Linked DNA regions of Homo sapiens: regions 2 and 3 are each linked to region 1. A link is a loop called in an ENCODE intact Hi-C map of the cell type or tissue named here. Cell type or tissue: HCT116. All regions are shown on one strand.

Evidence for each region. Peaks named below come from ENCODE experiments on the same cell type or tissue, not always from the same donor. Only the 100,000 strongest peaks of a DNase experiment are listed, where the experiment ranks them.
Region 2: it touches region 1 in a loop (18-fold over the local background); 19 of 110 quality-filtered maps call a loop at or near these places.
Region 3: it touches region 1 in a loop (8-fold over the local background); 11 of 110 quality-filtered maps call a loop at or near these places.

Annotation. Positions count from the first base shown.
Region 1 is chr11:69,684,829-69,687,328 of GRCh38, forward strand. No RefSeq gene overlaps it. Among named protein-coding and RNA genes, the nearest start is that of LTO1, 11 kb to the left of the region's middle. RefSeq lists silencers at 1,082-1,331, 1,104-1,274. In HCT116, a CTCF peak has its summit at 1,211 (motif pointing right); no DNase peak of the experiment used is centred here; H3K4me3 peaks cover 596 bases.
Region 2 is chr11:69,911,713-69,914,212 of GRCh38, forward strand. No RefSeq gene overlaps it. Among named protein-coding and RNA genes, the nearest start is that of FGF3, 94 kb to the left of the region's middle. In HCT116, a CTCF peak has its summit at 1,425 (motif pointing left); no DNase peak of the experiment used is centred here; H3K27ac peaks cover 225 bases.
Region 3 is chr11:69,841,024-69,843,523 of GRCh38, forward strand. No RefSeq gene overlaps it. Among named protein-coding and RNA genes, the nearest start is that of FGF3, 23 kb to the left of the region's middle. RefSeq lists an enhancer at 1,876-2,500. In HCT116, a CTCF peak has its summit at 1,263 (motif pointing left); a DNase peak (open chromatin) is centred at 1,268; H3K4me3 peaks cover 144 bases; H3K27ac peaks cover 558 bases.

The sequences.
Region 1 (2,500 bases):
TCCCGAGGCTCATCCCCGCAGCCTGGGGGAGCTTCCTCCTTTCCGCCCTTGGTGGAGCAGAAATTCTTGCTGGGCTCCTTCCCCCGCACCGGGAGAGCTGTGAGGAGTGGCCTTGCTGTTTCCATCTTCTTTCTTCTGCACTGACCGTTCCCCCTTCCCAACTGGACAGCAGCATCCCAGAGGCAGGACGGTGGCTCCTTCTAAACCTTGGTGCCCCCAGCTATGCCCAGTATGGGGTCTCTGGCATGAAGTCCGGTGCAATAAAGGGTGAGCAGTTCTCCTTACCCGCCTTCCCATGTCCACCTCTGGTCAGTGGGCTGTGCTGGTCCAGGAAGCCAGGGATTTTTGGCTTCTGAGATGCAGTCTCCACCACTCCACATGTTTTTTTTGGTTTTTGGTTTGTTTTAAGACAGAGTCGCGTTCTGTCGCCCAGGCTGGAAGGCAGTGGCACGATCACGGCTTACTGCAACCTCTGCCTCCTAGGCTCAAGCGATCCTCCCACCTCAGCCTCCCAAGTATCTGGGACTACAGGTGCATGCCACCACACCTGGATAATTTTTATATTTTTTGGTAAAGATGGGGTTTCGAATTCCTGGGCTCAAGTGATCCACCCACCTTGGCCTCCCAAAGTGCTAGGGCTACAGGCGTGAGCCACTGTGCCCTGCCAAATTCCAAACGTTTCTTGACAGCGTTAGTGAAATTCACGTTCCTGCACCTCAGTTTGCTCATCTGTAAAATGGGAGTGATGTTGGTACCCCGTTTTCAGGATCGACATGAGGATGAATACTTGCATATAGGAAACAGAAGAAATGTATTGATAGATAAATATAGTGAACATAAATTCGAATACAGGAACAGGAAGTTGTGGAGGTGATGGAGCCTGCCTCTCCCTTGCCCTTTGCTGAGGTCCAGGCACACACAGTAGGGGCTTTGTTGATGTTTGTGTGTAGCCGATGTTCTTTTGCTTCCTGGGGGCTTGTCTGCAAAAGTTGCAGGGGGCAGGGTGGAGGGCAGCTAGTCAACCATCAGATCAGACTGCGGGAGGGGCGAGCGTGAGCGAGCAGCTGCTGGGTGCTCTCAGGGCAACCTCGCGGCTTCCGAGTCCCCGGCCCCGCGCGGGTAAAGGGGCACCGAAGGCACCTTGCAGACCGCGCCCTGCACTCCCTGACCCTCGGCCTTGCGCGGGGCCCATTCCAGTCACCGCCACCGGGGGCCGCCATTGCGCCGCGGACGGCCCCGCTCCTCCGGGGAGCCGCAGAGCCGCCTCCCTCCCGGGCCCTCTCTTCGCCGCTCTGGGACGGTGTCCCTGCGGCCGCTAGAATTCTCTTCTGAATCTCCACTGCCCCAGCCAGATGTCATCCTGATAATCAGACCTACGGGAGATCGGACCGTTTACTTTTTCTTTTTCTTTTCTTTTCTTTTTTTTTTGAGACCGAGTTTTGCTCTTATTGCCCAGGCTGGAGTGCAGTGGCGTGATCTTGGCTCACTGCAACCTCCACCTCCCGGGTTCAAGCGATTCTCCTGCCTCAGTCTCCCGAGTAGCTGGAATTACAGGTGCATACCACAACTCCTGGCTAATTTTTGTATTTTTAGTAGAGATAGGGGGTTTCATGATGTTGGCCAGCTGGTCTCGAACTCCTGACCTCAGGTGATCCGCCCTTCTCGGCCTCCCAAAGTGCTGGGATTACAGGGATGAGCCACCGTGCCCGGCCCGGACTGTTTTCTTAGATCCTCACTTGAAGATCCTAGCAGTCTGCTTTGGAGATGGACATCGCGGGCCTCACTGGGGAAGACACTGCGCTCTGGGAGACACAGCTCCTAGGGGCAGGTGCCCCTCCCACCTTAGTCCCCACCAGACCCGCCCCTGCCTCCTCCACCCCATTAGGCTGAGGCTGATCAGAGGGGCCCTGGCCCACTGCCCGGGTCCCTGCTCAGAGGCCCCACACAACTCATGGGGAGAAGGAGACATGGGCCCAGTGACAGGTTACCCGGCTCTGATGGGAAAAGCGAGGTCTTGGAGCCCTGCCTGTTCTGGGTGCTTCTGTTTGTCAGCCTGCTTGGGCCTGGGCTGTCCCCCGAGTCTCAGGCTCCTCATCTGGGCTGGCATTGGGGCCCAGGCTTCAGCCAGGTCTAGACTCCCCACCAGCCACTCAGGCAACAGTCACTCCACTTGGGACCCCAGGAACCACAGGGCAGGACAGCTGACAAGGAAGGGGGCCCCCACTTCACCCCGAACCTGCCTTGAGCCTCCCATGCCTGGTGGGGACCCCACCAACCCCAGTGTCTGGGGAAGGCAGGACTCTGAGACAGGTGGGGCTCCCAGCCCCGGCAGGTGTCGGTGGCAGGGAAAACTCAAGGCCTGGCACCGATACCATCATTCTCGGTCTTCCCCAAAGTAAGGTGAGTATACGTGGTGCCGATGAGTCAGGTCCATGCCCAGGTATGCATTAAAATTTCCCTGGGAAAAAATAGAGAGTGTAATTTGGCAGGCTCTGGGGAG
Region 2 (2,500 bases), 230 kb after region 1:
GAGGCCAGCGTGAGCTCCAGTGGAGGTGCTGGCACCCGGACCTGGGGCTGGGCGCGGGGATGGTGGGAAGCGAGCATTTAGATTTAGGAGGTTGAGTGCCCAGGGTGGGGGTGTTGGGGGATGTGGCCCTGAAATGCCAGCTGGTTTTGGCTCTGGGCCAGGCCAGGGGCCGAGGGGGGTGGACCCAGGACAAGAGTCCCATGCCCCACCTGGCATTCCTGCAGGGGGAGGCCAGGCAGAGAGGCACAGTTTTCTGGCTCCAGTGAAGCGGGGGCCGGCAGTGTCTTCTGCTGGGATGCGATAGAGATGTAAACAGACAACTAACAAGATAATTAAGTAAAACGTGTGGCGATGACAACAAACAGGATATTCCATAAGGAATGGGGGCCTTGGGTGAAGGTGGCCCAGAAGGTGAAGTGGGTTTGGAGGGAGGGTGCTGGTTCCGCTTTGGGAAGACACAGAACTCAGGTTCCAGAGGACACACAGGTGGGACCTCCCAGTGGGCAGTTAGACCAGCGGACCCCAGCCGGGGGAGCGACCTTCACATCTGCTCTCCCTGCTGTGGCCCTGCTGGGGCCACAGTGTGCACATTGCCATCTGCTGCCCACCTAACAGTGGCCCACTCTGGCCCTTCCCCCTCATCCCCTACTATGTGGAGCCACATCGTCCCAGCCCCAGCACTGGCCCTGAGTCCCCTGGCCTTGGCCCAGCTGGCCTGGCTAGGACGCCATGTAGGGCAGTGTCTCCTGAGGACGGAACCTGCACTTGGTCACCCTCAGGGATGCCTGGCACACAGTTGGCGCTCAGTACATGTCCGATGAATGAGAGCCGCTCCGTGGACATGCGGCAGAGGCAGCACATACCGAGCCATCCCCTGGCTGGAACAAGGGCCCAGGTGGGGCGTGGATCACTTGCCCTGGTGTCCACCTGACTTGACCCCAGGCCTGGCCCAGAGCCAAAACCAGCTGGCATTCCAGGGCCACAGACCCAAGACCCTAAAGTCCACCCTGGTTGTCTCCATCAAGCATCTCCTGTTTGTCCAGAGCTGTGAGCCCAGGGCAGGTGAAAGAGGCCGAGCCACAGCCCTGCCGTGGGCCCAGGCCGGTGCACGAGTGGGTCACGCAGCAGAGGGAGAACCGGATGTGGTCTCTAAATGGAGTTATGCGTTGAGGGACTCGGATGGCACCAAGGCACACGGGGGAGCCGGTGTGGACTCTAGAGCAGGGCAGTGCTGTGCCGAGGAGGGTGCTGTGCTGGAGAGCAGCTCCCTGCCTCCCATGATGGAAACCGAGGCCGGGGCAATCCCAGAGGAGGCTGCTGCAGCATTAGGGGACCCGCTGTGGCTCTCACCAACCCGGTGGCCCCCGGGAGGACTCTGGCCTCCGGGCAGGGCTTGTGAGGAGAAGACGGGGTGCACACTGCCATCTGCTGCCCATGCAATGGGGCGCACACTCCCAGGCACCACGTGGTAGGACCTGATTCAGATGCAGCTCCTGGGTTCACAAACTTTGAATTTGGGCTCTGGGAGGAGGTGACTGCTCCCTTCCCTTAGTGATAACAACTTCCAGGGCCCTGCTGGGTGGCCCCTTCGGCTGGTGGGCTCAAGGGACTGCAGGGAGCGGGTGGGCCACCGGCCATCTTGCTGCCAGCTGGGCCCTGCTCCTGCCCTCACAGAAGCCCCAAGTCACACCTTTCGGGGTGAGATCCCAGATCCTGCATCTCGGGGCTAGAAAGGGACCCCTCTAAGAAACCCAGCAGGTCCCTGGGACTCCACCCCAACCTCTTGCTTCCTGCCAGGAGGTAAACCTCAGGCTTTCCTATCCCCAATGTCTGGATAAAGAAACAATCTCAGCTATCTTGTTAGTTGTCTATTTACATCTCTGTTATGTCCCAGAGGTTCTGCACCTGGGGGGCACTTGCCAGGAGCCAGGCTGGAACCCAGATCCCGGGCCCTGTTGCAGTGCCTGAATTGTGGGCCAACTGCTGCCCGAGACTCCCACTTGGGACTCGAGGACCCCCAAGAGCCCCATCTCTGGGGCAGGGACTCCCCAGGGGCCGTGGGATAGCCAGTAGCATCATCGGTTCACTGGGCAGATGGTGACGGCCCACCGCCCCTGAGTGCCCAGGTACTGGGCTAGGCAGAGAAGGCAGGAGCCTCCCTGAGTCCCTCCTCCTTACGGCCCCACAGTCCTGCCCCACCCCACCCCTGCCAAATGGGACTCTTTGGGGCTGACCCCCAGGGACCCTAGTTTTTATGATCTCCCACCTAAGTGGGAACATGGGCCAACATGATGGGGCAGGTGTGGCTGGGACCCAGGCCTGGGCTCCCCCAGGCTCCTCCTTGGATCTGAAGCCAGATCCACCGATGGGAAATAAGCCCTTTGGAGCATGACGTTGCCAGGGAGGGGGTTGTGGGGACAGGAGATGATAAGGCACCCACACTCCGGGGGTCCACCCTGTAGAAACTCTGAGACCCACCTCTCTGTGACCATCAGGCTCT
Region 3 (2,500 bases), 160 kb after region 1:
ACCTTGAATGGCTCGGTGTGCCAGGTCGGCCCACCTCTCCTGGCTGGCAAAGCAGCCCCTCCTCCACCACCTCCCTGGCAGCCCTGGGCTTTTTCCAGAACCCCTGCTGCAGGAGGAAGGGAGGGACAAGGTTGGGGTCACACATGGAGCCAAGTAGCAGAGCCTGGGACCCACAGGCTGACCACAGCCAGCACCCTCCCAGCAACAGCAGCAGCAACAACCACCAGCACCACCACAACACAACAGCATCATCAACAAGAGCAACAGAAACAACCACCACCATGACAGCAGCAACAACCACAAAAGCAGCAATAACTACCACAACGACAGCATCATCAACAACAGCAGCATCAACAACAGCATCATCAACAGCATCATCAACAACAGCAGCATCAACAACAGCGTCAACAACAAGAGTAACAACCACAACAGTAGCAACCACAAAAGCAGCAACAACCACAACAGTATCATCAACAGCATCAGCAGCAACCACAACAACAGCAACAGCAACAACCACCACCACTACCACAACAAGAGCAACAACTACTACAACAGCAACAACCACCACAACAGAAACGGCAACAACCACCACCACCACAACAGCAACAACCACCACAACAGCAACAACCACCACAACAGCAACAACTACCACCAACAGCAACAGCATCATCAGCAACAGCAACAACCACCACAAAACAACAGCAACAACCACAACAGCAACAGCATCATCAACAGCAACAGCAACAACAACAACGGCAGCAACAATAATAGCAACAGCATATTCAACAACAGCAACAACCACATCAACAGCAACAACCACAACCACCTCAAAAACAACAGCAACAACGACAGCAGCAATAACAGCAACAGAAGTGACAACATTAGCAGCAATAACAAAAGCAGCAGTGACAGTAACACCAGCAGGGACAGCAGCACCCTGAAAACAGCAGTCATAGCGGCACCCCCACTCCCACCAGCAGCAGCCACGGCAACAACCCAGGTTCCTCGTCCATGAAATAAGCGTGCTCACAGTGGTCCTGGCCCTGCAAGGCTGTTGTCAAGGTTAAATGTGTTAATTCACATAGAGCTCTTGGATGAGTGAGGGCAGAGAGCAGCCAGCACTTAGGAAGCTTTCACCGTGCCCCAGGTTCTATTTTAAACACCGAACTCGAGCTGCTTCCTTCAGAGAGGGATATGATTGTCATCTCTCCCATTTCACAGATGAGGGCACTGAAACCTGGAGAGGTGCAGGAGACTGCCCTCTGCTGGAGAGTCGGGCAGTCAAAATCCGAACCACAGGCAATTTGATTTCAGAACCTGCACCTGGAACCAAGTGGCCAGGCTGCCTCCCAAGCTGATGAACCAGGAGAGTGCAGTGTGCAAAGGAGGCTGTGAGGCTGTGCTCACAGGCAGACCCTGAGTCTCTGCCCAGTGCACACCAGTGCTGCACTCCCGGGACCAACAGGAAATATCTGCCTGGACTTTTAATAGGGCATTCCAATTTGACCTGTGGTGCAGAAAGAAGCCACAAAGAAATCTGCACTGGGAAATTGTTCATCCATTGGCTGTTAACTTGAAAACGCTGAAAACCCAATGCTGGCCAAATAAAGCCGGTCTGAGGGCTACAGCTGGCTTGGGGACTTCAGTCTGGGACTTCCAATGAAACAAGGACAGAACCCAGGGCCCAGAGCCAGGCTGCCCTGGTCTAGATCCCAGCTCTGCCAGGTGCCAGAAATGAAACTTCTGTGCCTCAGTTCCTCAATCTGCAGAATGGGGATATTGACATTTAAAGGTAACCTAAGGCTTAACAGGACAGATGTCAGCACAAGGAGCCGTAGCTCCAGGGCTTTTGTCCTAGGGACCCCAGACCCCGTGCCCCTGAGGGCACTTGCAGATGGGCCAAGGGCCCCACAGTCCACTCTTCCTGGCTTCTGAGGAGGTATGAGCTTGGCACCTTCCTCAGTTTACCTGCTTCCACTGAGCTAGGGGTGCCTCCATCCCTATGTTCTGACTCTTGCATGGGCAGGTACAGCCTAGAGCCCAGGTCTCCCCATCTCAATGTGCAGATTTTGCTGGGGTGGGGGCGGCTCCGTGACCTCTTTTAGCAGCAAAACCAGCTTTTTATCCGACACTTTCAGGCAGACTTCACCAACTCAGCCCCACCACTCCCCACAGCCCAGGCATCTTTTTTTGTTTTGTAAATTGCCTTTCAGAAAGCCACCCTGGCAGGCTTTGATGTGGCCCTTTGATAATTTAGCCTCATCAATAGGCAGGCCCTGCCCAGGAAGGCTGACTTTGAAGAGGGAGCCTTCTCCCAAGGCAGGAAAGGCAGGGGCTCCTGTCTCAAGCGTAGGGGGAGCAAAGGAGTGGGCAGGGGAAGGGGTTAACTGGCTATGAAGCAATTTACACAGTGACTCTGTCAGCACTTGGGTGAGGCCAGGGCTCTGACGTTCCCAGGTCATGGAGTGGGTGGTGGCTGAGGATGGAACCTTACAGAGGA